Regions from separate parts of the Homo sapiens genome. Here region 1 is linked to region 2. A link is a loop called in an ENCODE intact Hi-C map of the cell type or tissue named here. Cell type or tissue: heart right ventricle. All regions are shown on one strand. Each heading gives the region's core, and the rest is flanking DNA. Links, peaks and the distances in the headings are about the cores only. Region 1 has its middle 150 kb from the start of SPHKAP. Region 2 has its middle 41 kb from the start of LINC01807.

Region 1 (17,156 bases), core at 3,288-11,287, 320 kb before region 2:
AAATACAACCGCTTCTTACTTGTGCTGAGCTGTGCCAGATGTTGCCTCAGACCCAGGCAAGAGCGGGGATTGGGGCTGGGGACTGGGGAGATCATGGCTTATAAAGAAGGCCAGGGGTGTAGATGGGAAGAAACCAGAGGAAGGTGGAGCAGGGCTTCTTGGAGAGAGACTTGCCCAGTGCTTATTGACTTGGTTCTACCCTCGCCATTTTTAAGCCAGATGGATGGATTACAAGATCACTGAATTTTATAATTAAGAAGGCTCTCAATCTTATTACCCCTCATTCTGCACAACTAAAAGAGTTTTATGTCTTTCTCCTACTCTTAGGGTCAGTGTAGACTGCTCACCTGCCTGCAGGCAGCATCTAGGAATTTCCTGCTTGCTGCAGATAGTTTTTTTAATCTTTATAACCAGAAAGATCAATTCATAGCCACAGCTAAGATCCTCTAGGTTTTCTATTTCTTGGTTTCCTTGTTTGGGTGATTTCAAGGCATTTGGGCTCTATTGATTTAACATTCTTCAAAAAAACTAAGAAAACAGAAAGAATGAGTAAGAAGAGAAAGGAATTATTGTGTGTTTTTCTTTTCACAGTTGTTATTTTATCACAAAAGGTAGCACATACTTCTCAGCCATTCTGACCCCATCTCTGGTGTCTCAGTCTGGATGGTGATGGGTACTCAAACTCCTGAATTGAATGATGGTACTCAGAAAGCATGAGAACCTGGAAGAGACAAAGACAGAAGGTGAAAGTATTGGTTATCATAGCACTCTTTCTTTTTTTCTCCCTAACAAACCCAACACACTTTTTGTAAAGTCACCATTAATCTATTTTTATCAAGTTCCTGTCAATGTAGTCTTAACTGTTTGGGGACACAGTACTTACTATACAAATGTAAGTCCAATGTTTTGAATGTTTCATGGATTTATTATTAAGAGAATTAAGAATCATGAAAGCCTCAAATCAAGAAGATCATGGCAGATGGAAGGTAGGACTAGATTGCAGCTCCCACTCAGATGGACAGAGCAGTGTGTGGAGTCTTGCATCATGAACTTTTGCTCCAGAACTACTGCAGGAATAAATCAGAAAAGCCAAGAGAAGCCATGGACCCTCTGAAGGAAGTGGATTGCTCTTGCAGGACCCAGGAGATACCCCAAATACTGTGAGCCCAAACTGTGGAAGTGGAAAGGGAGATCATCCACCCCCAAACACATACCCTCACTGGAGAACCTGAAAGTCTAGATCACAGGAGAAGATTCTGAACTTACCTGGAACTGAGTCAGTTTAGACAGACGAGGGAAATACAGGGGTAGAAGAAGCAGCAGGAAAAGACCTGTGGTTTCTCTGGGTCTCCTAGGAAGCCATTTTTGCCTTGCCCCTCAAGGGTCCTTGCAGAAGGCTGCAAGAGGTACTGGGAAAAGATCACAGGGTGAAGGAAACCTCCAGCTGAACTTTGTAACAATTTTAACTGAACAAGAAGTCTCTTGGCCAGAACTTAGGGGAGGGTGTGAATCCAGTGTGCAGACTCCACAGGTGGGGAAGAACAAAGCCCCACTCGCTTTCACAGCTGGGATGCTGGCTAGCCTGGGGCAAGTTCTCAGCCCTGCTCGTCCACTGCCTGGAAGCAGACTCGGTGCTGTTGGTTGGGGGCATGCATGGTGGGAGCAAGCCTCTTTGTGACTGGCTTGTTGAGAAGTTTAATTTTATAAGTGAAAAGCAGAAAAACAATGGGTCCTCTGGTCAAGGCCTAGCTTCCCATTCCGCCTCCCTTATTGAACTATATGTGAATGAATAACCTGTGTGGTACAACTGTTCAAACACCAGGGCATTTCCTTCATCACCTACTTATTAGGTTTCATGCTTCCCAGATGACAAACCCAAACAAACTCATTGCAATTCTATTAAATTGTATTGAAACTATTTTTTTCCTAGATCTTCAAATATGAAAAGCCACAACTTTACATAGTTTTCACATATAAAAATACATACACACATACATACAAAGAAATTTACACACCAAGTGACCAGAGACTGAGCACTGTGTGGGAAGGTTTTACTCCTGAGCTTAGAACCAGACTCTAGGCTCTGGGGAGGAAGGTCAGGACAGGAGAAGTGAAATAGATCTTTTAAAGCCAAAATGTCACAAACTGCTCATATTAGGAAAACAAAGCCTCTTGATACTGATGATGAGTGGACCATCTTTGGGCTTGCAGTCAGAAGGGCATTGGCTGGCAGTAGATGCTCTACTGTGGTTATGTGGAGCCCACCTGGGGTCATGGTGATCAGAAGCCTCCGCTGTGTGTATCTGTGCCATGTCCAGTCAAGGTGGTTATCGGGGGAACCCGCCCCCGATAATTCTTTGTGGGTTCTTTTCTATTTTCCCTAAGTGTCAGCTGGTCTGAGAAATAAAGGGAAAGAGTCCAAAAGAGAGAAATTTTAAAGCTGGATATCTGGGTGAGACATTACATATTGGCAAGTTCCTTGATGCCCCCTAAGCCACAAAACCAACAAGTTTTTATTAGTGATTTTCAAAAGGTGAGGGAGTGTACGAATAGGGTGTGGGTCACAGAGATCACATGCTTCACAAGGTAATAAAATATCACAAGGCAAATGGAGGCAAGGTGAAATCACAGGACCGGGGTGAAATTAAAATTGCTAATGAAGTTTCGGGCATGCATTGTCATTGATAACATCTTATCAGGAGACAGGGTTTGAGAGCAGACAACCAGTCTGACCAAAATTTATTAGGCGGGAATTTCCTCATCCTAATAAGCCTGGGAGCACTACGGGAGACCTGGGCTTATTTCATCCCTTATCTACAACCGTAAAGCCAGCCCTCCCTAGAGCGGCCATTTTAGAGGCCTACCCCTAGGCAGGCATTCTCTTTCTCAGGGCTGTTCCTTGCTGAGAAAAAGAATTCATCAATATTTCTCCTACTTGCTTTTGAAAGAAGAGAAATATGGCTCTGTTCCGCCTGGCTCTCAGGCCGCCAAACCTAATGGTTATCTCCCTTGTTCCCTGAACATCGCTGTTATCCTGTTCTTTTTTCAAGGTGCCCAGATTTCATATTGTTTAAACAATTTGTGCAATTAATGCAATCATGACAGGGTCCTGAGGCGACATTCATCTTAAGCTTACGAAGATGATGGGATTAAGAGATTAAAGTAAAGACAGGCATAGGAAATCATGAGTATTGATTAGGGAAGGGATAAATGCCCATGAAATCTTCACAATTTATGTTCAGAGATTGCAGTAAAGACAGGCGTAAGAAATTATAAAAGTATTAATTTGGGGAACTAATAAATGTCCATGAAATCTTCACAATTTATGTTCTTCTGCCATGGCTTCAGCCGGTCCCTCCGTTCGGGGTCCCCGACGTCCCGCAACAGGTGGTGGGGCCTGGTCAGGTTTACATGGGTGTCAACAGGCTAGGTGGCCAGGCCAAGTTTATGAGAGCTGATCATGTGCCAGGCACTGCTCTAAGAGGTTTATATCTATATTTGTTGATTTAATATTGGAATAGGTATGTTGATTCATCTTCATCTTACAGATGAGAAAATTGAGGGACAAAAAGGTCCAAATATTTGCTGAAGGTTCCAGTGTGGGTAAGCAGAGGGCCTGCATGTGAACCCAGGTGGCCTGGCTATAGACTCAAAGCTCATATTTACATGCTGCTTACAAATAGGAACAATGAATTCGATTTTTGACATTCATATGGCTTATTTATTTTTTACTGTATAAGGAGGAAGAAAATGAAAAATGAAAAGACTTTTCTTATTAAAGAAGGAAAGAAAGCAGTATTTCTTGATGCTTGGCTGGGAGATTTTTCTCTCTCCTTTCTTTTCCCCTGCTCCATTGCACTCCACTTACCCTCTTCTTTTTCTTTTTCTTTTTTTTTCTTAATTGTATTATCTGGGGAAAACCATGAGAGGTGATATCTTTAATTGATAAAGTTTCGGTGCCATACAGATAGACTCTCTGGTTATATTTTTAATTATTCTTACTGCAGAGATCCTTGTGAGCAGTTTAGTCCACTTCACAGTGAAATGAATGAAGAAAACCTGCACAACTGCCTGAGAGCGGACAGAGTAATTTTGAGTGTATAGACACAGCAGAGACCTGGTGACAGATGGAAGTGCTTCAGGCGCAGTTGCCATGCACATTCTTCCATCTGTCAGCACAAGTGTGTTACTATTTTGGGACTCAATTTATCCATTTGGAGAACAATTTTCAGGCTTGTTCTTAAGGTTAAAGTGAAATCTATAACTCACTGAGACTGTTTCTTTCTAATCGCTGTGTTGCTTCGCTTTTTTTATTAGAAAAAAAATTATTGGGGGATAGAGAGGTAATCATACATGGAAGACAGGATTGCTTGGATGGGATGATAAAATATTAAAATTGAACAACAATAAAAATAAAAGTAATTATTAGGAAAACCGAGGATATCATGCCTTCTGCAGGGAACGCAACACTTTAAAAATATAGTCTGATAATAATCCATGGGGAGAAAAGTCCAGACTCAAAACAAAGGTGTCCACGTTCACCACATCAAAAAGTAACTGTGAAGCTAATTCTTGAATTTAGGAGAAATGTCGAAGAATTGAATTCTTAGCCAAGTGAAATTTTCCCCCTCATGGTTAAAGAGTCTAGAGGTTAGATCAGCCATGGTCTTACTTTGTTAAGAAGAGATGAACAAAATAACATTTTGGCAGCACTCTAGTAGTCTATAAGAGTAAAGATTCGCTTTTAGATTATATAGGAAAGGGAGCTCAAAGGACACTATATCACCTGCTCCACTCAAGGTAATAGCTAAGAAACATTGCCTCATTTTTGCCTGAAGACAAACTCAGGTGTACTTCCTCTTTTGGATTAATAAAAAATAAGAAGCTGTCATTATACAAAGAAAGTAAATCTTGCATAATTAGATGTTGGATTAAGCCAGTAATAATGCTCTTAGACCAAGATGTCTTGACACTGGCGGAATGTACATTTATGACTTTCAGCAATTGGGTTATCCAAGAGAAAATGTTTCTACTTCCCATCCTCCAAGAATGCCTTATGCTTTCCCCATCCTTTCTTGTGTTCCTCTCACCAAAATTGCCCTGTCTTCTCTCTGCTGCAGAACTGTGAGAACTAAATTTCTGTTTATAAGCTACCAAGTTTATGGTATTTTGTTATGGCAGCACGAATGGCTTAAGACACAAACTAATTGCTAAAGGCAATATTAATGTTTTTAGGAGCTCTTGCCAGTCAGCTTCTAGCTTTCCCTTTTGCCATATGTACTAGATATGGGGTGTACATATTAAAGAATTGTGGAAAAATTCCTCCCCAAACCAAAGATTTGCTCACTCAAACACACATTTCAGTGCGTATGTGGACAGACTGTGTCTCTTTAAGATTGTTTAATAATGTATCAAATTTTAGTTCTATACAAAGTACTTCAAAATATATCTATTTATTATGACCTACACCTCATGAATGACATGCAATGGCTTAAGTTTTGAACATTTATTCGAGTAGAAAAAGAACAAAACAAATTTTGACTTAGACCTTTAGGATTGCAATTGACTTTAGAGGACATTTCTTTCCATCACACATAATTTGAGAATTTTCTATGATCCTGGGCAGATGAATGGCTAACTGCTCTCCGGATACTTCTTATAACAGCATGCTGACTTCTCCACAAGGAAACTAGTTCCATTATTAGTTTACAAATATTTTACTTATATTTGCTGAAAGCTTCCTCCCACTGGTTTTATTTCTGCTCTTCCAAACTTCACAAAATAATATTAGTGTATGTTCCAGGATACTGACTATTGGAAATAGATATTATTCTAAAGCCTGTCATCTGCAGCTGGGTCTTTCTAAACTGTAGCATGGTTTTTGGATGACCACACCATCTTGTTCATCTCTTTTTGTTGTTTTCTAATTTGTTAATATCCTTTCCATAGTATGGTGACTGAAACATGAAAAAATGTCCCAAGCACTGGATCATTCCATTATTCATGTTCTTCTCTCTAATTTTACCACCATAAGGCTTTCCCCCTTCATGGCCATTTTTAATATTTTCTATTTGTATTAATTTTTAGCTATTAAACTATGATATATTACTTTTTTGTTTGGAATTTGCTGAGCTTCTTGAATTTGTATGTTGTTCTTATCAGATTTTGGAAATTTTCAGACATTAGTTCTTCAAATGTTGCTTTTACTCAATCTCTCCTTTTTTTGGGAGGCTCCAGTTACACACATGTTGGGCCTTTTAATTGCTGCTATCATCGTGTGTTGGGGTGTGATACGCTTTTCAGGAAAAGGCAGTCATTTTTGTGTCTGTAGGGAATGGTCGCTCATTGTTTACACCTGAGTGTCTCCTTATATTTTTGCCCTCAGTTAAAGGCAACTACCTCTTTGACATTTATATTTTCTTCCCAGCAACAAGTGCATCTAATACCCGGTTAATTTTGGAAAACAGAAGCCCAGCCCCCTGCCTCAAGTATGGGCATCCCTGAAGAGCCAACTCAGCTTCAGAGCACACTCTGGGACTGCCTGAAGCCTCTGTTGCTACCACATTATAGTTATTTATTCTTCAATCGAATCTTACCTCTATTACCTTGCAGTTGTTTTTCAAAAGAGCAGTGTTCAATAGAACACTCACATGGAAAGGTGACACATTTCTTGCGATGGGTTCTCATATATCTCTTACATTCTGCTCATTACTATTATTATTATTACTGTTGTTTAGTTGGGTTATTTTCTATTCACCTGTCTCAAGTTCAAAAATTGATATTTTCTGCTGTTCAGTTTTCTATTACAAACGTTCAAAAAGTTCTTAATTTCAGATATTGTATGTTGCAATTCCAAAATGTCCATTTAATTCTGTTTTACAAAATCTGGTTCTATTTGAAAATTTTCACCTTTTTTATTTTTCTTCTTTTTGATTAGCATATTGATTATAACTATTTTTAAATCTTTGTTAATTCTGAATAATCTCTGAGTTTCAGTCTGTTGATTTTTTCTCTTAATTATTGGTGCCATTTTATGCCTCTTTTGTGTCTAATTATTTTTATCTAAAAATAATTTTTATTGTGATATGTTATAGAGCACCTAGATTATACGAATCTATTCTAAAGGATTTTAAGTTTTGTTCTAAAAGAAAGTTAAATTACTAGCAATCCTGTTGGGGGCTTGGACCTAAGCTTGTTATGTCTAATTTAGCTTTGTCCTTAGCCTTAAATCATGATTCTTACTCCAGGGCATGGCCTACTCCATTAGTCTCAACAGAAAGCCCAAGATATTCATCAGGGTCTCTCCTTATAGCTATACCTGAATTCCAGTAAGTCTCCATCATGCGGAGATTTCTGAAATCTATGCTCATCTCTCTGGGCTCCTGGTGGCTCTTCCTTGCTCAGTGTTCCAAAGTCTTTCCCTGTGCATTGAAGTAAATTTTTTTGCACACACTCAGGTCTTTTCTGTGGGTCCCTCCTCTCTAACAACGTGCCCTTCATTTCCAACTGCCCTGGCAACCCAAACTTTAGTCTTTGTTTTCTCAACCTAGAAGGACTGATGTTTTCTTTCTTGCATCATAGTTTTGAAAAATGTCCTGAATGAGAAAGCAAGAATGAATGTAGGCTAACCTGATGTATCATCACTTCTTTTGAGGATCTTAGTATTGATTGCTGATCAATGACTTCAGTTGTACACACACACACACACACACACACACATACACACACACATAAACATATAGTTACTTGCCACTGGATGGCAGGTCAGATATCAACTAATCTATTATGGTTAGAAAAAAAAATCCCTGTTATTACTGCTTTATTTTATCATGCCACTTCTTTTTCATTTTCATAAGCCTGTGTATCTGTGTTCATGATATTGCTGTAATGTTTTGTGCTACATGTCTTAACTTTTTAAAAACTATGGAAACAAGGTACAGTGGCTTGTACCACAATAAATAAAGATACTATGCTTTTTTATGCAGCCTAAGATTTCAGTGTTTAATATATCTATGAGATGGTTTGAATCTGTGTCCCCGTTCAAATCTCAGGTTGAATTGTAATCCCCAGTGTTGGAGGTCAGGCCTGGTGGGAGGTGATGGGATCATGGGAGAAGATCCCTCATGAATGATTTAGCACTATCCCCTTGGTGCTGTCCTCATGATAGTGAGTGAGTTCTTGTGACATCTGTTCATTTAAAAGTGGGTAGCACCTCCCTGCACCTTGCTCCTATTCTAGCCATGTGGTGTCTATGCTTTCTCTTTGCCTTCTGCCATGACTGTAAGTTTCTTGAGGTCTCCCTAGAAGCTGAGCAGATGCCAGCATTATGCTTCCTGTACAGCCTTTGGAACTGTGAGCCAATTAAACTTCTTTTCTTTATAAATTATCCAGTCTCAGGTATTTATTCATAGCAATGAGAGAATGGACTAATGCAATCTACATCATGGTTTTCTTTTCTTGGCTTTTATTGAGTTTTTAAGCAGCTTCTTCATATGAGGTGATCTTAACCAGGATCTCTCTTATCCAGTTCTTTATGATTCGGTTTGAATCTGAGTGTAGGCCTGTATATATACTACTGTTGAATGTCATCTCATAAATTTTGTATAAAGTTTTCCTAGGGTATTACTTTCTCAATTTTATTAAAAATTGCAACTTTTATTTTATATACAGGGATACATGTGCAGTTTTGTTACATAGTATATTGCACCCAGGTAGTGAGCATACTATCCAATAGGTACTTTTTCAACCTGTAACCCCCTCCTTTCCTTCCCCTTTTAATAGTCCATAGTGTCTTAAATCTTAATCTGCAATGTGCTAAAAGAGAAGTTACTAGTAGTCAAATAAATACAGCCCTTAGTTTATATTCCAACCCCAAATATAATTTATCAGACCAACAAGTGATAAGTTCAATCAGTAACAAGAACTGAAATTTAGCTACCCTCCAAAAGCCATAAAATCATCATTAGCACTAAGATATGCCATTCACAATTTTAGCAAGTGCTATTTCTGGTCTGAGTGTAAGGTCAAATACCTGACTGATGATACTGAGGACTGACAGCGGAACAGGAGTGACACAATCAGCAACTGCAAACCATTAAAGTAATCTGATGACACAGATGAAATTAATGCTGATAATTATTAGGGATATTAGAATGATTTGTGTTTATTGCCTCTTATAGCAGCATAATTCTGCTCCCTTAATAGAAGCACGTAAATGGTAACTTAAAAAGTACAATTTAATGATGATGAATATTATTAGTATTAAAAAGTTATTAAATTTATAAATATTTATTTAATGTTTCATTTCTACAAAGCTCTTGGGAGTACTTCTGTAAGAAGTATTATGATATTGGAAAGTAAAAGGATAAAAATCAATACAAAATAAGACTTGTTTTCATATAGGTATATTAGTTCAAATTGGAGAAATACATTGATGTTACTCTCCAGCTTTACACTTTTTGGAAATATGTCTATTCTATATTAAACCACAAAAATGCTGCTAATATAGAAACAGCCCTAAAAATGTACAGCGAATAGAAAAAATGGTGCACTGTGTATGTGATTATTTTCTCACTAAAGATGATAGAAAACATAATTTTAAAAATGTTATAATGAAAGTGGTAACCAAGAAAAATGCATTCATTTATTGCTTGCCAGAATTCATTAAGGTAGGTATTATCTAAATTTTTCAAAAAGGGAACTGTTTCTTGGGGCACACACAGCTAGAATTCAAATCCAATTTGAAATGACTGTAAAACCTTAATTTACACCCATAAAATTCTACTTTTTTAGTGATTTATCTGCTTTCTCTAAGAAGGGGAATCTGTTCCATTCTCTATTCATACAGTGATTTTCTCAATCCATGTAACAAATCATCAACCCATATAACAAACTCTCAATGCCTCTTATAGTCATTTCAGCCATTAGCTTCTTTCAGAGAACATTGCACGAGATCTAAACAAGGAGTTCTTACTGAAATGGCAATCAATAAACTGGTTTTAAAGAAAATTATAGTTTATTGACTTCTTAGACAGCAGTGTTTCCCATGAACTGCCAATTAATTTGATAAACCAGTGACACATTGTCAAAAGTCATACTAGAAAAGTCTTTCTCCTCACAAACAGGTTAAAAATGTCATAAATCTTGCTCCCTGCATGAAATAAGCTCATTTTAGAGGAAGCACTATTTGTCACAGAATTTATTGAATTAAATCATTACAGCTGATTGTATTCCAAAGGTGACTTCACAATATCTACTCTTCACTTGTGGTTCAAGGACATGACCTTGACATTCCCTGTCAAAGGTGAAGTTTACTTCTCCAGCCCCCTGGGCAGGCCCTATAATTCCTTTGGCCAATAGAATTGGGTAAAATGACACACTGAAGTTCTATATAGCCCTTAAAAAGCCTGCAGCATCAGCTTCCTGACACTGGAAACACTTGCTTTTGGTAAACTCCCCCTGGGAACCCATCAGCTATGCTCTTAGAAGCTCAGATCACATACAGACTGTAGACTGTGTCTAGGGACTTTGGTCAACAGCTCCAGCTAAGCTCCCAAGAGACATCTAGCAGAAGTTGAGAGCCATATGAGTGAGCCTTTCTGGACATCCAGCCTAGTCTAGCTTTCAGGGGACTGCAGTCCCAGATATCTGTATCTGTAATCAATAATTACTGCATTAAAGAAAGACCCAAATGAGAAGCACCCTGCTGATTCCAGTCAGCCTATGGAAACATGACCAATAATAATAAATGGTCATTTTAACCCACTAAGTTTTAAGATGGTTTATTATGTAACAATGAATAACCAGAATAGTCACAAAAACACTTTAGGTGTTTTCTGTGTTTTTATTTTGCTTTAAGCACCAAGAAGTATTTGAATAAACCCAAGTGCTTTGCCCAAGGGTACCTATATAAGAATCCTGATTTTCAAAGCAGCAGCATGAAATGAGTTACTAATTTTATCTTTACTTAGTACATGTGGACAATAGATACAGAGAAACAGTATCACTTGGCAAAAGTCTCAAGCAAATACTAATTATATGCTAAACTTACACAAAGATTTATGTAACCTTTCTATTACTTTGGCTTTGTGACCTCAGGATAGATCCAATATTTTCAGGTACTGAGAATTTGAGAAAGGACATTGTAAAGTTGATCTAGTCTCAATTACACCCTTGACTTAAGCCATTTTTCATGTACCACCCTAGTCTTTATCTGAATCACACATATCAGTTATAATATTCCTTGTTTACTCATTTGTGACTTTTCTAGAAGCATTGGGGTATCATGTGAACTTCATGTTTTCTTCCCGATACTGTTGATACTTTTAGATATGTCTTAATTATTCCCTTCTTTTGATCTTTTCTGCTACTTCTTTAGTTCCAACCCTTTTATTGCTCACCTGACTTTATAGAATTTGGCTATTGTTGTGCATGTTGCCATATGGTTATCTGAGCCCTTCTAGAAATAGTGATTTTTACTTCTGACATTGCCTGAAATATTTTTGTGCAATTATATTTAAAATGTACAGTAATTTCACAGAATAATAATATTTGACATCAAGTGACCATGTGTCCAGACCTACTCATCATAATCTGGATCCTGTCAAATCCACCAGATCGTAAGCTGGGAAGACCCACAGCAGTCTATCATAAGTCTAAAGTGGTACCATCAGGATCAGGTATGAGCAGGCCAGAGGGTACAAATAAGCAGAATGAGCAATGCACTCCCATGCCCTTTGCTATTATTGTACAATTTCTACTCCATCAGCTCAGAAATATAACTATAACTGAGGATCCAAAAAAGGCCAAGCTTGATTAATAAATGGATATCCTTAGGGTGTGAGGTACAGCCTTAATTCAGAGTGTCCTCAAAAGCTAACAGTGTGGGGAAACCCTCCCAATAGTCAGAATTTTGGATAATGTCCCTGGTCATACACATTGTGTGGAAATATAAGCTAGCCAGGGTAAGAATACATATGCTCTCATGGGAAGTGGCAAAAATGAGAGATTAGGAATAAATTAATTTGGGGAAAATAAATTAGAACAGACTGAGGCACAAAGTTGAAAATCTTTGTGTTGCGCATTTTCACACACCAAATAATATCAACTATGGAAGATGAGCAAAATTACCAAGCAGACAGGATCAACTGGTCCGTTGATACAGTCCAGTTTCTTTTCTGGAAAGAAAAGGCTAGAGTGCAGTGGCATGATCTTGGCTCACTGCAACCTCGGTCTCCTGGGTTCAAGCAATCCTCCTGTTTCAGCCTCCCAAGTAGCTGGGACTACAGGCACACACCAAGACACCTGGCTAATTTTTTGGTATTTTTAATACAGATGGGGCTTCACCACATTGGTCAGGCTGGTCTTGAACTCCTGACCTCAGGTGATCCACCCGCCTTGGCCTCCCAAAGTACTGGGATTATTGGTTATCTTAATGCTGGCATAGTGGGTGCATAAACAGAGCAGCCAGGGTGTCAAGGATAGAGGTGGCCATGAGCCTGATAGTTTGGGTTCCCACTCACCAAGGCTGACACAGCTACTTCCACTGCTGGGTATTCAACATTCCCCAACAAAGACTACTCTGGGATCCCATCTCTCAAGGAGACAAACAAGTCATCAAGTGGCAACTTCCATCCTGGAAGGAGCACTTACTCATCTTGGTCAGAAACAACACATCTTCTATCAATAATTACAGGTTTGCTGTTTACGTACTCAAGACCTAAACCACTACCACTATCTGAGGACTCACTGTTTGATTTAGCAAGGATTACATTTTACAGCAAAGGAGATATGACTGGGAACATGATGATGGGGCTCACAATCTGCAGTCACCAGAACCTGCCATCCTGATAGATCGATGGCATGGCCTTTTTAAGGCATAGCTGATGTTCCACATAGAGATTATTCTCTGTGAATATGGGGAACCACATTCCAGGATACACTATATATACACCCTAAATTAACAATTATTTTATGATGGTGTGTTCCCAGTACATAGATTACATTATCTGAGAATCAGGAAGTAGAAATAGGAGTGAGCCCAGGTACCACTTATCACTTTATTTCCTCTTGCCTCTCAGTATACCCTTTATTATCCTGTCTTGTGACACTGGTGTTGGACCTTGCAAGTATTTCTCCCTTGTCAGCTGGCAATGATGCTAAGCTTTGTCAGTAAAAGGCACTGGAGAGACACTGCGGGAGGAAGAGGCTTTTCTTCCTGGTTCTATTGTGCTTTTCACTTTTCTTGCTCCATGGTGCTCAACTAGCATGTGGGACACCAAGTGGTGTCCATCCCAAGAGAGTTTCAGTAATACCCACACCGGTGGCTCCCAAGTGAATTCTCCTGTCTTCCAGAGAATTTAGCAGAATCAGTTCCCTAGAGGCAGTTTCCAGAAATCCCACCAGTGTCCAAGAACTTCAGAGCACGTGACCTAATTGACAGATGGAAGTCTTATTGAAAACTTAGTTACAGGGATACAGCATCCTTAAAATATGGGGTTCTGCCTCAAAGGATGCAGTATATGTCCTGAATTAGAGACCATTACATGATGCTCTTTCTCACGTAGTCAGAATACATGAGTTCCAAATTACCAAGGAGTTGAAGTAGAAATGGCCACTCTTACTATCACACTTGAAAACTTAACTGGAGGAATTTTTGCTTCCTATGCCAGGTATATTTTGAGTTCTACTAGTTTGAAGTCTTAATCTCTAAGGAAAAATGCTATAAAGTAACAAAGCAAGGATTCCATTGAATCGTTTTATATTTGTTTCACCTGTATGTTGTTTCCTTTCACATCCTTTCTGCGCCTTCTTTTGGATTAATTGAATGGTATTTATAATCCAATTTTATCCTCTCATTAGCTTACTAAATATATCTCATAGTTAAGTTACTTTAGTGCTTTCTTTGGGTTTATAATATACATCTCTAACTTACCACACACAATCTACCTTCAAGCTATGTGATACTACTTTATATACAATATAAAAACTTTATAAGAATCTGCTTCTTCTTTTCTGACATTTGGACTCTTGTTATTATACATTTTAATTATAAGTATGTTATAAACTTCACAAAACATTTCATTTCCTTTCAAAATTCAATTACCTTTTAAAGAGATTAGATACTAATTTCTAATATGCTTGCTTCCTTTATGTAGATAAGTATTTCTGTCTAGTAACATTTTTCTTATTGCTAAAGACTTCCTTTAACATTTCTTATACTGCAGGTATGCTAGTAATGAATTCTTTTAGTTTTTATTTGTCTCAAAAAGTGTTTGCCTTGGTTTTTAAAAGATATTTTTGCATTTTAGTATGGCAGTTCTCTTTTTCAGTGCCTTCAAGATGATGCTCCACTGGCTTCTAGCCCTCATTATTCCAGTCAAGAAGTCTGTTGTTATTCTTGCTTGTTTTTTGCACACAGTGTTTCTTTATTCCTCTAGCTGCTTGTCATATTTTCTCTTTGTTGCTTGCTTTAAGTTGAATGGTATAGTTTTCTCCAGGTTTCTTGTGCTTCATTGAACTTCTTGAGCCTAAAGCTTTATCATTTCCATCAAATTTGAAAACTGTTCAACCATTATTTTTTTGGTTTTTTACCCCTCTCTTTCTTTGGAGATTAAAAATGCAGGTTTAATAGACCACTTCATGTTGTCACACTACTCTCTATTCTATGCTATTTTTTGTTGGTTTTTTATCTCTCTCATTTCATATAGCTTCTCATGCTGTTTTTCCAAGTTCACTAATCTTTTCTTCTGCAATATCTTAGCTGCAGTTAATCCTATCCAGTGTATTTTTCATGTAAGATATTATTGTTTTTATCTCTAGAAGTTTGAGTTGAGTGGGCTTTTAAAAATATATTTTTCATGTCTTCAAATTTCTTCTATATTTTGGAGCTTATGAAACATAATTATAATGCTTGCTTTATGTGCTTATCTGCAAATTATATCATATGTGTTATTCCTGAGTCAGTTTTTGCTGACTTATTTTTATTTACATTGTGGCTCATATTTTTCTGCTTATTTTCCAGCTTGATCATTTTTGATTAGATACCAGACATGCAATTACCAAATTGGATACTGAATATTTTTATATACCTAACTGTACTTTTTAAGCTTAGCAGTGGGATGTAATTAAATTACTTGAAAACAATTCAGTCTTTTCTGGTCTTGCATTTAAACTCAATAAGGCAGGAGCAGAGCAGAATTTACTCTAGAAATATCTTCCCCCCATTACTCAGGTAAAAGCCTTCTTGTTATTCTACTCTATGCCCTTTGAATTATGAGGGTTTTCATTTTGCATTCTTTCATTCAGAAGGTAGGAACACAATCCGTTTCTGGCCGTTGGTGAACACTGAGTATTTATAATTCACTTGAATCCTTTTATATATTTTTGGTAGTTTTTTTTTACTTTTTTACATGCGCTACTCATTACTCAGCTGAAAACTCAAGGGGGGCTACTCTGCAAATCTCAGGAGCTATCTGCATAAGCATCTTTGTTGTTCCTACTCTCTACCCTACAAACTCTAGCAATCTTGACCTTCTCAAACCATTTTTATGGTTCCTCCTAACAGTGAGATCAACAGTTCCTACCCAGGTCTCCTCCCACTCCAGCACTATATTATGGAATTATGCTCCAGGCAGTAGTCTGGGGGTGACCATAGAGCTCATTTCATTTCATTTTTCATCTCTTGGGGATCTCGTTCAGTACCTGATATTGCATATCTTGAACATTTTGCTTAACATATTTTGTTCTTTTTGATCAGGTGGAAGAATAAATTTGGTCCCCACCATCTCATTTTGACAGGAATAAGTCTCTACTTCCATTGAATTTGAAGATGAGACTATTAGCTGGCCACCTGGGCTTCTTAAGCCACGGAGTTGTCAGCAGACAATAAAAGGGGTTGCTCTAACGGCTGAAGTGTTTGATTCCAATAACCAGGAGGAAATTAGGTTGCTGCTATACAGTGGTGGCAAGAAGCACTATGTATAAAATCCAGGGGATTATCTGGGACCCTTCTTGATACTAACTTAATGGGAAATTACAACAAATGGAAACAATCAAGAGTACTGAGGACTTAGACCCTTCAAGAATGTAGTTTTAGACAACTCCAGCTAGTGAAAACTCAAACCAGCTGAGTTTCTGACTGAAATACCATAGTTGGACCCAAATTTTCACATATCTCTAACTTCTCAAAGTCCTCTTCAACTTACAGTCATTTGTAACATGTATAATATCTTTAAGCATTTCTTTGAACATTCCCTTTACCATATTCCTGTAATTAAAATGTGGCAATTCCTTAAGGACACTGTTTGGTGGACAGTTCTTTTAAGAAATGTTTGTTTTCTCCTCATGACACAGTTTCCAGAGATTCTGGAGGTGCTGTAGAAATGCTATTCGTTCCACACTGCTATTTCTAATACCTTTTCTCCTTCCTACACAAAACAAATAAATAAATATGTAAAAAAATTTCAAAAGATAATTCTTTTGAAATAAATGGCATAATATATGCTACTCTCACTTACAGTAGTGGTCTACCAATATCGCAGTGTTTTCTTCTCATTCATTGAAGATTCAAGTACCCGGTCTCACTGTTCTTTACACTACTAATCTTATACATTCATGTAAATGAATTATCCAACACATTAGCCTAGATCCAGCTTCAATCATATTTTTATACAGTCATACTTTGACCTTTTATTATCATTCTAAAATCTCTATTTTTAAGTCTCTTACTCTCTTTACCATATCCAATCTTTTGCTTACCCCATGAATTCTATTTGAACCATTCTTTGACCCATTGAACTTCCAATCCACTGACTCCTTAACTTTTCTCACTGGCAATAACTCCCCACATATGCACGCTTCATTCATGAAAAAAACAAATTCTCAATTCCCTTGCCACACTCTATCTTCATATTATGCAAGTAGCAAAATCTTCACCCAGAATAAATTTGACTCTGACTATTTTGCTGGTGATACCCTCCAGCCTACAGAAGAAGAGGAGCCATTCACAGAAATGCAGAAGAAGCTTCAGGAAGATAGAAGAAAAACCTGGAGACTAGATTCCAAGAAAAGAACTTTCCATGATTTTGTGTCTCTAATTGAACCTTTCAGTAACACTACTTCTGGAAAGTCCCTCCTAAAGAAAATGCTGCGAGCGA
Region 2 (17,156 bases), core at 4,005-12,004:
TTTTTCTTCTTTTCCAATATTCATGCCTTAAAAAATTCAAGCCTTTTAGCCAGCCATGGTGGCTCACACCTGTAATCCCAGCACTTTGGGAGGCTGAGGCAGGTGGATCACCGAGGCGGGTGGATCACCAAGGTGGGTGGATCACTTGAAGTCAGGAGTTCAAGACCAGCCTGGCCAACATGGAGAAACACCATCTCTACTAAAAATACAAAAATTAGCCTGGTGTGGTTGTGGGCACCTGAAATCCCAGCTACTTGGGAGGCTGAGGCAGGAGAATCACTTGAACCCTGAACCCTGAACCCAGAACCCCGGAGGTGGAGGTTGCAATGAGCCAAGATTGTGCCACTGCACTCCAGCCTGGACGACAGAGTGAGACTCTGTCTGGAAAAAAAAAAAAAATTCAAGCCTTTCCATGAATCAACATTTCATTAGATACAAAAACTGAGATTTTAAAATGACTAAATTCTAAGTCAAGAGAATCCTAAAGATTTAGGTGGGGAGGGTTTGCTTCACTTTAATAATGTAATTTCTGGATAACCATAAAGAATGTTCCCAAATTAACTCTAAATGTAAGAACAAGGACTAATAAATTTTTTTGCTGTTGAGAGACTAACTGCTATTAAGTTACCTGGTGCTTTTGAAAATCCACTGAGTTATTATTCTACTCTGTCTGTATACCAACTAATTAAGCAAGAACGTTTGACTCAGCTGAACTTGTTTCCAGATATAAAGAAAAGAAAACACAGGAACGAAGCCCCAGTTAAATGTTTCTGCATTCTGACTTTTGCAATTTTTTCCAAGGGACAGGATATATCCCAGTCTACCTTATATCTGTTGGCTATTTATAAATGCTCTAAAGATAGAAGCCTATGGCTGACTTTCTTACAAAATTTGTTCATTAAGCAGCCATGGTACCACCACAGAGACTTACAGATAAAAATGAAGGTCAGTGATCATTATTTAAAGAACATAGTTGATTATGAGCTCTCCTAGACAAGCAAAGGCAAAGGCCAGCATAGGAGTCCTAAATTAACCCTATGATTAAACCCAGAGTCCCTGTAGCAGTGCTACTTAAAGTGTGGCCCATAGACCTGCACCAGTTTTTGTTTATTTCTTCCAGTACACTAAGGAGGTAAGTACAATAACAGTAAGCATTTAGGAACTTCCAAAATAATCTGCAGAGATTTTATATGCATTGGCTTAAATAATTTTTTTTTCAAATTGGGGCTTCCATATTGTAGATCTTTTATTATTTCAATTAAAAATTAATTTATTTTTCCTTTATTTTACAAAGTCTGAACTGCAACTGATTAAAATTGGAAAATATTGTTCAAAAATATAAAATATGTTTTTCAAATAATTATTCTTCACAAATAGTTTGAGATTCCTTTCTCCAGTCATGAGATAATGAGTTGAATGTGGCCTTGGAAATGAGAGATGTTAAACATAAGACTTAATCTTTCTAGGTTTCGATTTCCTGGTTCTCAAAATGCAGTGATAGAGCAAAATCTGGGGTCAAACTGGCCACTAGATAAGGGACACAGAGGTTTTGTTTGTGTGTCAACAAAAATGAATTGGGATGGTTTCAGTCAGGGAGTGTGCTCACCAATTAGGACTCAGATTTCTCCACTTCCTGCCATGTCACAGTAGGATGTGTTTATATTACACCTGCGATGCTAAAGATGTGTGAGTTTGTGACCTCGAGACGAGACTATGACTGGCAAGTTTCCTTCCAGTTCTATGATTCTGATATTATGGAATAGGAATTAAAGTCATATGTTTTTGTTATTGTTACTATTTTTCTTTGAGAATATGACCCCACAGAGTAGCTATAGTTAACTTTTCTAAACTAAAGCCCTGGATAAGGTTGGGCTTTGAGAAGTCAATACTCAAGTCATCCTCCCGAGTTAAAAAGAGCATTTCCATCTGTATATATTTTACATGTAGAGGTTCCATGTAAAGTTTCATTTGATAAAAGGGGTTCATAGAAATAACTTTTTCAATAAAATTGCTCTAAATGTTTGAATCCAGTACAGTTTTAACTTGATTATATTGCATATGTGCACTTGGTCTGCTATGCTTGGCACACATCAGTGCTGGGCATAGAAAAAACACCAGCCCAATTCATTCCTATTTTACTTGAAGGGGTTGACCACAAAGTCAGCCAAGCCACTCTTTTTGCAAGATTTCCCCCTAAATATAAGTGCACACCAATAAGGGAGGGTAATGGCACCATCTGAAAGATGGAAGAAGTAGCAGGGACTGCACTCATACATTATTTTACAGTCAATGCTAGTTGGCCATGCATATAATTCAACACAAATCATGATTAATAAGCAAATGAATGGGATGGGTGCTAGAAATTATCGCTGCCCATGTACATCATACAAAATTAAATCTGATTACCTTTTGAAAGCAGGCATTATTGTCTCTTATTTCTTAATAAAAACTATGTATTTATATTTTTATCTAAATCTCTTGTTTTTAACAGAGAGCTGATATAACCACAGTTTTTCCCTCTACAGAGTTCCAGCTCTATGGCAAGCTGAGTTCTGTGTACACAGGAAATTAAATTAAATTCAGCAAATGAATGAAATTAAAATTAGGAGAAAAAAGGAAGGGAAAAAGGATGAGTTGGGGAGAACAGATAGATAAATTTTGCTAAACTTGTATATTTCCTTTCTGATTTTACTCACAGATGTTTTCATTATGAGCTTTGATGAGTCACTGTGACAAATTATGGTGTGTGACATCGTCAGCCTAAGATACTGCTTTGATCATGGCAAATACACAATATATATTGGAGCACTGGTTCTATTTTTAAAATTTGCTTACTATTTGATGACACTAAACTCTGCAATTTACATGCCATATTGCACTTAAGTATAACATGATACTATTATTTTAGATATTATTTTTATTAATCTATATATATATAAATTAAATCATAATAAACTTTAAAAATTTGCCATTGGTCACGAAGCTACTGTGTAATTACACTGTTAATCTCAGCTAGTCTCTTTCTATCCTACGTTTATCTCCAGGGTATGCCTGGAGCCATAGAGTGACTGTGTTTCCACACTAGGGTTCTGAACTTCTCTTCTGTCCAGGCATGTACAAGCTGTTCAGTCTTGTTTATATGAAATGTACAGATTAATAGTTTGTGCTTGCTTTCTGTTATGTATGTAATCTTAATTTCTGTTACTGAACTTGATCATGTAGACTTGTTTTGGCTACATGACCCAAAAGGTGTAAAACCTCTCCCTGGATGAAACTTGCTTTCCTGAGACCAAGGCATTTTGTGTGTGCCGTGGCTCACTATTCATTGTCAAAGCATATTCTGTGTGACTAATGAAGACATTTGGAAGCTGTACCTAGATGTCTTGGACTTCCCTAGGGATTGCTTGTGATCGCTTTCTCCTGCTGATCATCCTTTACCTTTAATAAAGCATTATTTAAGTATACTTTGTGGAGTCGTATGAGTCTTTTTAATATTCCAGAAAATCATAATTGATACAGTTGACATTGAAAGGTCCCCCTAATTCAAGTGAAATGACTACAACTTTGCTCAGGAGGAAAGAAGACGAGAAAAGGAGAATAAGAAATCTTTGGTTACAAAGCTGACTGCTGAGCCAGTCCCAGTCTGAGATTAAACAAGCTCTGAGATCATTCACTGTAAAGATTTTTCAATTGAATTTAGAGGTAATAGATCCAGAGCCAGGGGATAGCTAAATGGATAAGGAACAAGACAGTAAATATAAAACCACTTCCAGAGAAATTAGAAGTGCAGGATAAAGTTGCAACTGATTATTGCGTGTCTAGGAATGGAGAAATGATCCCAATGAAAGGTAGAAAGGTGGCAAGCACTTATTTAACCCATCATTCTGAAATAATTGTAGAATTGAAATTTCCAAGCAGGAAACTACCGAAACTAGGAGATATCTTATCAGGAAATTGACTAATTTCATGGGCAAATACAAGCAGCACCCAAAGGGACCTTAATGACAATAGCTTTTATGTAGTAACAAAGTTTGCAATTTTATTGCCTCTGGACACAATGGGTAGGATGCGACATTTGGTTCCAAATGATCATGGCCTTGATGAATTCAAGAACTTGATACACAACAATTGAATCTATAAGACCCTCTGTTAGTATCTGTCGTTACCATTATGCTTGTGTATGCAAATTCTCCTAATCTTACCCCTAATTTGTTAATCTGGATTAAAGAAGAAATTCAAGAGTTCTTAAGCATGAAAAGAAATTTTCCTCATCCTATTCCATTTTGATTTCAAAATGGAATACTCCACTGAGGATGTTAATATGTTGAGACTATAAGCCACATTGAATTGGTTAATATTGTTATAACAATGGGAACTCCTCTCGTATGATGTGAGCTTCAAATGTAACCTTGTTATGAAAGGGAAACTACATGAAGGAGCACGTCATGGTATTGTTTGTAACTGCAGTTACTAAACTGCAGTTTAGTGCAGGACTGACCCATGTGCAAAAGACTCAAGTTATTCAGAAGAAAGGAAATAACATATTTGAAAGGTAAATAATATATTAGGAAAAGTGAAGTCTTTAGATGGTTAATAAAGACAATGAAAAGGGGGAATATGAATAGGCTGCCTTCTAAGGTCATTGATGAACGACGGTCCCAGACTGGGCGAACTCCTCAGACATTAAAGGAGCTATGGCATAGCAACCCAATTTATCCTAGCCTTAATGAATCAAAGAAATCTGAAGGAAATGTGCAAATAAATCCACAATTCCTTTAAAACCAGATGGTATAAAGTGAAGAAAAAGGCTTCAGTTCTGAGGGGCCATGACCAAGGTCTTGGCAAAATCCCCCACTGGGAACTTAGGGCCTTCACATTTGTGGGGGTTAAATTGTCTAAAGCTGATGGAAGAACTTTATTGTGTTTGTTAAACAATGGTGCACAAGGTACTATGATGAATAAACCATTTAATAAAAATTAAATATCAATATGATTATGTCATGGAATTATAGCAGTATTACTGTAAAAAATTTAAAAGCAAAGTTATGAGCCTATATGAAAATTTGTGAAAAGAAGTTATGTGTGACAGTTGCATCACCACTTGCTGAATATCTTATTTGTATGGATGTAAAATTTGAATGAGATTTCTTCCCTTATCCAAGCTGTTATGAAAATGAATGTGGGTAAATCTGGTTTTTGTTCCGGTTTTTAATCGCACATGCTAGAAGAGAACTACCTAAAAGAACTCAACTGGTTCATTTGAAACATCTGGGATTAGCAAGAGATTTCAGTCCTAATTGCAGATATATGAAGTGCAGTTGAACTAGTGTCTACAAAGTCTGTGTTTAGTATTCTCACATGAAAACTGGAAGAAAACTGGTGGGTCTTAGAGGTTAACAGTGTATTATATAGGCTTCTACAAAGTGGTGCCTTCGATAGCATCTGCTGTGCCAGATGGGAATTAACAATTCAAACCATATAACAAGCTAAAGAAAGTGATCTATTCAGCTAATTCTTTCTTTACAATTACTATTTTGGAGAAAAGTCAGCACCAGTTTCCCTTAAGTAGGATGAACACCACGTTTACTATTATTCCACAAGGATATTTAGAATTTTTTGCTTAGTGTACAGTTTAGTGAGAAGACTTAGATTCAATGCAATTGAAAAGCACTGTCAATCATTATATTGATGATATAATCAATATGTGATATAATGTTTGGATCTAAAATCAATCTAAAACTGAACAACTGTTCTGTATAATTATATAACTATCATTGGGGGTGAATGAAGAATCCTCCTAAAAAATAAAAAATAAAAACTACAAGTGTCAGCACAAAGAAGAAATTCCTAAGAATAGCTTGACTGGAGCCACTAGTGACTTCCATCAAAACAAACAAAATTAAATTGTTTTACTTGCTAGGTCAAAAATTCAAATAAGAGTTTAGCTGCCATACTAAAATTTCTGACATTTAAGGATTCTGCTAGCCTCTATTTAGAAAGTCACACAGAAAAAAAAAAAAATGAATTACATAGCGTTCTGAATAGCAACAGTCTTTATTGGAACTCTGAAAAGTCATTGCTCACTCAAGCACATTGAGGGCTTAAAATACCCATGCTCAGATGACATTAACAGTGTTGGCACTTACTGCTCACTGGCATGTATCACCTGTCAGTGACCACTGGGATTTTAAACTATTAAGGTGCCTAAAACGTCTACCAGTTATATTCTCTTCAAGAGATAGTTTTGGCTTATTATTGACTGAAATTGCATTTACTACATAAGCAAAAAAATTTTTGAAGCTTTAAATATTGAGGGCAATTGATACAGTTTGGCTCTTGTCACTACCCAAATCTTATTTTGAATTGTAGCTCCCATATTTCCCACATGTACTGGAAGGGACCCGTTGGGAGGTAATTGAATCATGGGGGTGGGTCTTTCCCATGCTTTTTTTGTGATAGTGAATAAATCTTGTAAGATATGATGGCTTTATAAATGAGAGTTCCCCTGCACATGTACTCTTGCCAGCAACTATGTAAGACATATCTTGCTTCCTCTTCACCCTCTGCCATGATTGTCAGGCCTCCCCAGCCATGTGGAACTGCAAGTCCGTTAAACCTCTTTCCTTTATAAATTACCCTATCTCAGGTATGTCTTTATTAGCAGTGTGAGAACAGACTAATAGAGCAATAAAAAAGTTTTTTTCCCATGTACAGGACAGAGAACTCAGAAATAAGCCTGCACACCTACAACTATCTGATCTTTGACAAACCTTGACAAAAACAAGCAATGGGGATAGGTTTCCGTATTTAATACATGGTGCTGGGAGAACTGACTAGCCATATGCAGAAGACTAAAACTGGACCCCTTCCTTATATCGTATACAAAAATTAACTCAAGATGGATTCAAGACTTAAATGTAAAACCCAAAACTATAAAAACCCTGGAAGACAAACCAGACAATACCATTCTGGACATAGGAATGGGCAAAGATTTCATGATCAGATGCCAAAAGCAATTGCAACCTAAGCAGAAATTGACAAATGGGATCTAATTAAAACAAACAGCTTCTGCACAGCAAAGAAAACTACCAACAGAGTGAACAGACCACCTAAAAAACGGGAAATTTTTGCAAACTATGTATCTAACAAAGGACAAAAATTCAGCATCTATAAGGAACTTAAACAAATTTACAAGAAAAAAAATGAACAACCCCATTACAAAGTAGGCAAAGGAATGTAAATATACCCAAAGGAATGTAAATCATTCTATTATAAAGACACATGCACATGTATGTTCATTGCAGCACTATACACAACAGCAAAGATATGGAATCAACCTAAATGCTCAGCAGTGATAGATGGGATAAAGACAATGTGGTACATATATGCCAATGGAATAATATGCAGCTATAAAGAAGACTGAGATCATGTCCTTCGCAGGAACATTGATGGAGCTGGAGGTCATTATCCTTAGCAAACTAATGCAGGAATAGAAAACAAAATACCACATGTTCTCACTTGTAAGTGGGAGCAAAATGATAAGAACACATGGACAATACACACTGAGACCTATCAAAGGGTGGCAGGTGGGAAGAGGGAGAGGATCAGGAACAATAACTAATAGATACTAGGCTTAATACCTGGGCGATGAAATAATCTGTACAACAAACCCCCACAACACAAGTTTATCTATATAACAAACCTTCACATGTACCCCTGAACTTAGAAAAAAAAAGTTAAAAACAAAGGTTTTTCTTCATTAAATGGGAAGAGTAAAATATGGACCATGTAACAGAGGTAACCATATGAGATATCCATTGCATACATGAATAGTAACTGTGCTTTTAAGGGATGCCTTTAATCCTTCTGATTTACCTAATCCTACAAGTGAGTGGGAACCCACATTTGGCCAATTACTGGAGGATGAAAAAAAAGAGTTAGCATGGTTTTCTGATGGTAGCTCATGGATAGAGGGTCAACATTTTAGTTGGAAGTCAGCTGTATTACAACTGATTTATGGCTATATTCTGACTGAAAAAGGAAAAGATAAATTTAAGCAGTATGAGGTACTAAGAACACTAAGGGTATTGGAAGAACTAGATAGTGAGAAGAAGAAGAAACAGAAGGAGAAGGAGGAGGAGGAGGAAGAAGAGGAAGAGGAGAGCCTGAAGAGGAAGATGTAGTTAAGAATTATGCTGATTACTGGGACATAGCCAAAGGACTAGTAATACGTTCTGAAAAAAAGCCTTATATAATTAGATAATAAGAAAACCTCATGTGATGTACTATGTTTTGAAAAGCATTATGAACATGCAAAAGGAGAGTTAAAGAAGATAATATGTTATGCTTGTCAGAAAAACCTTCCCAAATTTGAAGGAGAACTGGAACCAACAAGTGGGTGCCATCATCCATTCTTCGGAAAGGATCACGGAGTGACATCAAAGACTGAAGGGTGATGTGATGTGGGCTTGCATACCCAGAGAATCCAGACCTGCGCCTAGGTAGTAAGTGAATTACATTGGCTTTATGCCTGTGGAGGGGTGCAGATGGGTTTTTACTGGGATAGATATTTATTCTGAATTTAGATTTGCATCCCCTCTAATGGTGACAAATGTTTTAAACATGATCAAACTAAAGCAGAAAATATCGTTCCTTTTGAACCTCCAGGTTAGATATCATCTGATTAAGAAATTCATTTTCCTGCACATGCCAGGATGTATATAATATTTTGTTGTCCAAAGCAAGTATACAGTGAATTTATCATCTGCTTCATCACTCACAAAGTGCCCACTTACCATATTGCAGGGCTGACAAAGGATAAAGAGTCGTTTGCACAATTTCAATAACACGTAATGAAACAATATGCCTGGTATTACAAGTGAGTCTTGTGTGAATATATATTGAAGAGTCCTGTGCATTCTTTCAATAACCAGAAAAGACACAAGTAAAACGGATAATAAGTGGAATTTCCAGGATTTGAAACTAAACTTTTTATAATTCAGAGCAATTAACCACTACCAGATGTACTTCTAAACTGAAATGTGCATATCAGTAGAAAGGAATTTACTACTGATCCTTAGATACACTTCTAAACTGAAATGTGCGTATCAGTAGAAAGGAATGCTGATCCTTCACTGAGAACAGATATGGTGGCTGGAAAGATAGAGTATAAGCACCTGAGAACCTGGAATGAGGAGAGGTCCTCTGAATGGGAGAAAGGCACAGATCAGAAAGATAATAAATAGAACTTATGTGTATCCCATGGTTTCCCTTAGAGCTGCCTTGTTTTGAGTCATGGCAGAACCCTATTTTAATATTGATTCATTTCAGTGGTTGGAACCTACTTTTAAAATGCCCTATTCTGTATTTATTAGATTTTTTGGGCTATAATTTTATTAGATATTCATGAGTTAGATATTCATGATGTTTTAAAATCAGAAAAGGCAATTTTTAACTCCTTTATAAATTTTTGAAATCTATGATAGTGGAAATGAAAAAGAATTACTTTAATATAGAATTCAAACAGGTTTTAGAACAAAATGTCTCAGGATTGTATTAGAGGTAACTAAAAACTGTGCCCACCCACATTCATCACATTTGAGCCATCCCTGAATTTTAGCCTCATAGTTTTTCAATGGGAGATTTTTAAAAAAGTAATTGATATAATATTGTTGAATTATGAGGTCATTATATAATGAGGCATTATATAATAACAGAGAAAATTATTATCATAAATCATGAAACTATAGCAGACTTTGGATTTATATAGTGCAAACAAAAAACTTTGAGTCTGTTTTTCAGAAGCCCAACTACAAAGACATTTTTAAATGGAAAATATTATTTTCTATCCATGTGGCCTTATATGGATTTATTTTGACATTGGACACCTCTTTTATTTGGCATTAGATACTTTTAAAAAATGTACAATTATTGCATAGCTACTATGTGTTAGGTGCTAATCCAACTTGAATATATGTTTTATACCTTTGCCTCATCTAATCCTTATAAAATCTCTTCGAGTTGGATATTATTTGAGATTTTAGGTGTGAGTGGGGTCTGGTAGGGTTGACAAAAAGAGTGTTGATGAATGTATTGGGATTTAAAAGTGAGGAAAAAAAACAACCAAGATTACTTGTGGCATTTTTTAAAATTAGGTGCAAAATTGCTTCATTTGTTAGGCTACTAAATAAAACACACGTGTAAATTGCATTTTCAACTTGTATATGTCATGTAGCTATGACATAAAACTATATGTTTACCTCTGTGTTATATAATTCCCTACTTGGAGCTTTCAATTAATTTATTACCCAACATTTCTTTCTTGTCAGTGTTCCATATTGACCTATTCAAAATGGATTGATCGATGTCCTTCTTTTTTTTTATAATGAGTCCCTGAGCCAAAAATCAGATAAGCTCTGTAAAGTTCGCTGCTTCTACAGACTATGACTTTTCTTGCTGAAAAGGCAAAGAATGCAAGGGCCTTCCTCCAAGGTCTTTGGCTCTCATGTGATAAACCTTGATAAACTAAAGGGCACAAGAGGTGAGAAGCATTGTGTTTACTTTCTGGGCCATCGGCTTGTCGGTGCTGTTATGGAAAGCATTCAGACTCTCTTGTGTTGGGCTATTGGGCTGCTGTTAAAAATATACACATAGTGAATAATGCCAAAACACAAGCAAAACTGAAAGGACTGACAGCTATAATATGAATCCTTTTTAGCATTTCCCACAGGAAAACTTTTCAGGTGGAGGGTGGTGATGGCTCTTTCCGTGCTGGCTATTTTGTTCTGTCAGGATTCATAAGATGTTGAATTAATTAACATTTGAAAGTACATTTTTACTCTCAGGAAGAACTTTAACCATGCGGTTTTAACAACTACTCAATGTTAACCTTTTATTAAAATGCTGTCCTAGATTCGGGTTTTGAACTGAAAAGTGGTTTAAGGACTCAGGTACAAGGAATGCTACTCCAGGAGGAAGAGTCCAAGAAAGGAGACTTTGACCTTCTAAAAAACTCTGCATTTTTCAGCTGCATACTAGAAGTCTACCAGGTTGGCATAAGACTCTTGTCTTCGTGATAAAAAAAATACTTGGCATCAGTTTTCCATGTGATTGATTAAGTACATAGTATTTATTTGTGTGGTGTTCTATGCAAAGTTAGAAACTCATGCTGCTCTGGGAATAGGCTCTTATTTTGACCAATGCCATAAGCAGTCTGTAGGAAGAGCTAAGAGGTGAAATGATAAAGGCCGAATGTAAAAGCTTAGAAGATTTTCACCAATGACAAATGCTGCTCCAAAGAGTCGAAAACTAGCTGTCAGAAAACCTCTCCTGATACTGAACCAAAGTTTACTTCCTCATAACTCCCACAACAGGTATTAGTTCACCTGCCAGGACCACAGATGACTAATCTAGTCTTTCCACATGACAGTTTTTCAAATATTTGAAGGCAAAACTTCTATCTCCCATGATCCTTCTCTTAAGGGAAAATACCTCCACATCCCTTAAGAATTAAAAAAAGGTCTTCAGAGAACATGATTTTGAATTCCCTCACCATCCCATCCATCCTCTTCTGGATAATTTATTTATAAATTTCTTCAACTGTTTTGGTTTCAGAATAGAGGTCAATGTTGCTGGCTTAATCTTATTTCTCTACTGCAGATGTGTTCCTTTAAACAAGAGGTTTAGTTTACTTAAAACTGAAATTCATTCCTGAAAGTGGTACCATACAGTGGCAACATGCAGTCTCATGAATGGTGAGAGTCCTTTGAAAGTCTTTCACATGAGCTTCATGCTCACTGGCTCAGGTATGCTCGCATGTACCCCACCAGTGGGAAGGAATTTGGGCATTCATTCATGTCCATTCCCCGCAAACACACACTTAAACATGTTGCAATCAGAATAAGACTGGATTCCACAAGGAAGGTGTAGTTAATACACAATATGCAGAGTTAATACTCTTCTCTACACCCTCCCTTGCTCTCTCTCCTTGCTTATGTCCTCCCCCTTTTCTCCTTTGTCCATCACATCCTGGCCATGGGATTTCCTCCTTATTTTACTATTTGCCTTATTGTGACTCATTACCACCACTTCATAACTGACAGAAGCATCCAGACATTTCATCTCCCAGGATTCAGAAGTTGAGGCTGAATAGTTGGCTATTATCTTGAAAATGTTGACACCTATTATCTTAAATCCTGATGTTGTTCGACATAATTATTGTGTGTGATTAAAAATAACACATCAGTGCTTTCTTTTTTTTTTTTTTTTTACTCTTTACTGGTGTTCTTAGTTTTTCCAAACCAATATGGTTCATTCTCACCTCTCTGTATCTACCCCATCTTGCTCCCAAAAATAAATACACACCTTATAAGATGAACAGACATTTAAACAAAGAACCATAACCGCAGTTTCTTTGGATGCCATTTGGTCACAGAGGATTCCAAGCCAACAGGTGGGTATATCAAGCTACTGACCAGTAGGGTTCTCCTGCATTCTTTTACTATTTCTACGTATTCTTCTACAAAGGAATAGGTAAAACACTGAAAAGCAACATGACAAGCCCACTCTATCACTTGAAAGTTGATGGGAGACAATTCTTTCCAAGTTGAGTGAACTGAGGGCCTGTCCAAGGGTCTCTCTGGGGAGGCCTTCTCGTCCCAACTCCCCATCCCATAGTCATTCCACACTCCAAAGCATATTTCCTTTACCGGAAGCAGCACACATCCATCCCTCAAGTGCATTTCTCCAATTCAAGGAGAGAAAGGAAGGAAGCAATGAAGTTTCCTTACATCGTGTGTAGAAAACAGTGGTGTGTGAGTGTGGTGGTGGTGGTGTACGTGTGTGCATGGGGACAGATAGATGTCAAACAGATGAAGTACGGAGCTGAGCATACTGCCTTCCAAACAACTGATCTGGGTTTGGCTCCTGGCTATTACACCATTACATGTTAGGGCTTGAGAGGGTCAAGCTCTTGAGTGTTGAATCAAATGGATGAGAAGCAAATTATCATCACTGTTGCTGATCAAGCTGAATTGGAGAATGTGTCTTGAACATTGGTCACAGTTGAGTTTCCTGACATGTCCAGATATGATGGACTGATTAGCAGATAAGGTCTGTGTCCTTAGAGACCAGCCTCTCACAGTATGACAGAGAATCTCAAAGGGGCTGGGGCATGTAAGCTGACTCTTTTCTCTGGTGTCACCAACCAGAAAAGTCATTTCTCATTCCATGGGGAGAAATGGAAAGGGAGTGAAATGAAAGAGAACAGAGGTGTTTCTCCCATTCATTACCCTCTAAGGAACTAGAATTTTCCTCCCCTTGAAGAAAACATGAGAAATAGAGGGTAAGCATTCCTTTCTGACATGAATAGCTGCACAAAACTTTTTAGTTTTAAAATTACTTTCTTATACTCTGACATATAAATAAATCCTATCAGTGGTGTTTAAACTGTAGGGCAGATAAGAATTATTTTGAGCTTTAAAAAAAGTAGATTCCCTAGGTCACACTACGTTTTCTTTTTAAACAAACATGTGTTGGGGCTTAACCCTTAAGAATTACTACTGCATGTAAGCCAATTTTGCTCTATCGTTAACAGTATGTACTGAGCCCATAAATGCTGCCCTGTGGAATCACAGAGAAAGGTTTATCTGACCATGGGGTTTGACTTCTGGTGCTCAGAATGCTCACTTAGTTACATTTGGGTGTATAATTAAACCTAAAAAATAACAAGGAAACTTTAAATACAAAGACCACCTTACAAGTCAGCAAAAATATTTACTGTTACAGTACTAAGTAAGTGCAAGAAATTAAGGGATGGTTCTCTAATCAGGAACTGCTTCTGCTTAAAATATTATTATATCAATATGTTCTTTTTCTTTAAAAATGAGAATTATAGTTACCTTAGAGAAGCATTCTCTAATAAAAATTATTGTGATGATAGAAATATATCTATGCTACCCAATACGGGCACCAACATGTAGCTATGGAGTACTTGAATGCACATAACACAACTACAGAACTGAATCTTTAATTTAATTACTTTTAATTTAAATATACGTAGCCATGTTTGACTACTGTGTGTCGTATTGAGTAGCACATCCTTAGCATATGTTTTTAAAACTGTGGGTTGAAATAAACTAACGGACTCTGAAAACAATTTAATGTTTTATGTCAGCATTTAAATAAACGACCTCAAGGAGTATAGATATTGTGAAAGTTCCTCACACATAGCAAATATGTTATTTTATAAAGTTTACTTATGAGGAAAGAGAAAAATGATTACCTGGTCATAATACAAAATGTGTTTTGTGTGAATTGTTGACTTTTGCTCTATGGAGTGTATAAAATAATAAGTATATTTAGGGGAAGGAACCAAAGAAGAAACACACCTGCAAACTGCGATGTTTTTTTTTGTTGCTTGCACTGACAGAAAAGCCAGTGAGAACTATGTGATGATAGCTCCACCTTGAGGTTTGATGATAATATTTCCAGTAGGGAAAGGATGAAAGGAAACACATGAGAAGAAACATTAATTTTCTCATAATGTTTATAACACTACACTTTTGTTTCTACAGTTCGCATTTAAAAGCCCACTGATTCTGGCCTTCCAGAACCTGAATTGCCCACCTCAAACATAGGTTCTAACTAGAAACTTAAGTGGATATGTTAGTGGACAGAGCCTGCCATGTGATACTCCTGCCAATCTTCTGGTCGAGGTTTTGATGTGCAACTTCGAAGAGTGACCCTCCGCAAAAAAAATCTCACTGGGCTTTACCCCATAGAAAGCTGAAAGGTGGCCTTCGAAGTGGGTATTAATGCAGGACCACTAACATTTTATGTCTCATTGTATGAAGAGAGTATAATTATTAAGTCCTTAAAACCTATTAATTACCATATAGATATAGAAATATGTCAACTCCGTATTCTGAAAATGGATTATATCATGGTTGGCTAATAGAATTTTTTTTTTAAATTATGTAATTTCATTAGAGAAGAGGGGAAGAGGAAGTGGTTTGTTGATGAAAAAGAAGGGATTTTATACCAAAGGGAAATTATGATTCTTTCTTGATGTTTAATTTGCATCCAATAAAATTAATTCTTCTTAAGTGTTTAGTTAGATAAGTTTTGATAATTGTATCAAAACATGTAACTACCAGCCAAAACAAGATAATGGGCATTTCTATAAACCCAGAAAGTTCCATTTTACCCCTGTTAATGGAACCCAGAAAGTTCCATTCTACCCCTTCCTTGCTGTGGGATATTACTGTACTCTTTTCCAGCATTGGAGGGTAGCTTGTCTGTTCCCAAACATCAAATAAATGGAACTATGTCCTATTTATTCTAATGTGTCTGGGTTCTTTGGCTCAGTAAGATGTTTTTGTAATTTATCCTTGTTGTCCCATATGTTACTAACTTATTCTTTTTTATTGCTGAGTACTATTCCATTCTATAGATAGGCTGCCATTTGTTTATATATTTTCTCTTTCTGGATATTTGGATCATTTCCAATTTGGAGCTATTGTGAAAAATAAGGCTGCTTTGAACACTCTTGTAAAATTTTTGTGGCTATGTATTTTTACTTTTCTCAGATAAATACATGGAAGTGGAATTTCTGAGTCATATGATAAACACATATTCAACTTTTTGAGAAACTGCCAAAAAGCTGGCCACAAGAAAAACTCCAAGGCCAGATTAATTCTATCAAACATTTGCAGGAGTTTTTTTACGCATTCAGGATGCCAGTGATTTGTAAGATATGTGCACGCACGCATGCACACACGCACATACACACGTGTGTATATATGTAAGATATCCTAGACATATATCTTATATGTATTCTTTGATAAGTACACTTTTTTGCAAAAGATTATATTCAATACTATTTCGCAGCCTATAGTTTGTCTATTCATTCTCCTATTTCTGCCTTTTGAAAGCAGACTTTAAAATTTTGATGATATATGATTTTTTTTTCTCTTTTATGTAAGATGTAAGATTGCTGTTATTACTTGCCTAAATGTTTGGTAGAATTCCCGGGTAAAGACATCTTAGGGGAGGTTGTTGATTACAGATTCAATTTCTTAAAGATATTGGAATATTCCCATTTTCTATTTCCTCTTCCATCAGTTTTGGTAATTTGTGTTTTTCGAGGAATTTGGCCATTTCATTGAAGTTGCTAAATTTATTGGCATAATGTTTTTGATACGTTATTTTTATTTTAAATTCTATCATTATTGTAGTTTAATTTCCTTGTTTTCTTTGATCCTTAGGCTATTTAGTAATGTGTTATTTAGTTTCAAATATTTTGGAATTTTATTCTTAGCTCTCCTATCCTTTAGGCTCACTTTAATATGAAGTCAGAGACAGCCCCCAGATGAGAGGGTCACGACATACCGTGAGTGTCTAGAGATGTTAGCTCTTTCCCTTGACATTGACTGTTTTTTTAGGCTAATGGGGATAAATATTATGAAGGTTTGATGCAGCATAGCAGCTTATCACCAACCTGTCCAAGTGGCTTTCCTGGACAGATTGGTAATAAGCTGGTATGCTGCATCAAACCTTTATAATATTTATCCCAATTAAAGACAAGTCACAGGGACAACTGCATAGCCTTTAGCCCAGAGACTTTACTCTAAATGCCACGAATGTAAGCCTTTTTTAAAACCTTGTTGGAAGTGCCTTTATCATATGACTTGTTGAAAGAGTATTCGTGACTTTTTAAACACAAATACTGCAGTAAAACTCCAGGAAATAGACCTTTCACACTACTTTTCCCTAATGAAGACATCTTATGAAAACTTCCTAGGCTTCTGTGCCAATGGATAATCTAAAATTAAATCTTTTGGGCTCTCCAGAAGCAGAAAGCATCATGAAGGAGAAAAAAAATTTCTAGAAATTCAAGTCAAGCAGCGGACTGCTGGGCATAGACAACTTTCATCAAAACTTTTAAATCAAAAATCCTGAAAGCCAGGAGCCACTTACTGCCATACTCTTTTTGTCTCTTTCATCTTCTTCTAATGACTCTTCCTCTCCTGGTTAACTTGAAAGATTTTTGATTGCTAAAATGAGATTTCCAAAGTACATCTCCAACATTGTTACTCAAGGTAAATTAACAGGATAAACCAAGTGTTACGCAAACTTATTGATTCCAAACCTTTTTT

Evidence for each region. A loop is a pair of places that touch in the nucleus more often than their neighbours do. Peaks named below come from ENCODE experiments on the same cell type or tissue, not always from the same donor. Only the 100,000 strongest peaks of a DNase experiment are listed, where the experiment ranks them.
Region 1: a loop joins it to region 2, with 7 times the contacts of the local background. A loop is called at or near these places in 10 of 110 quality-filtered maps.

The regions. Positions count from the first base shown.
Region 1 is chr2:228,325,349-228,342,504 of GRCh38, forward strand. No RefSeq gene overlaps it. Among named protein-coding and RNA genes, the nearest start is that of SPHKAP, 150 kb to the left of the region's middle. In heart right ventricle, for the core only: no CTCF peak of the experiment used is centred there; no DNase peak of the experiment used is centred there; H3K27ac peaks cover 3,567 bases.
Region 2 is chr2:228,643,532-228,660,687 of GRCh38, forward strand. No RefSeq gene overlaps it. Among named protein-coding and RNA genes, the nearest start is that of LINC01807, 41 kb to the left of the region's middle. RefSeq lists an enhancer at 8,530-8,699. In heart right ventricle, for the core only: no CTCF peak of the experiment used is centred there; no DNase peak of the experiment used is centred there; H3K27ac peaks cover 2,986 bases.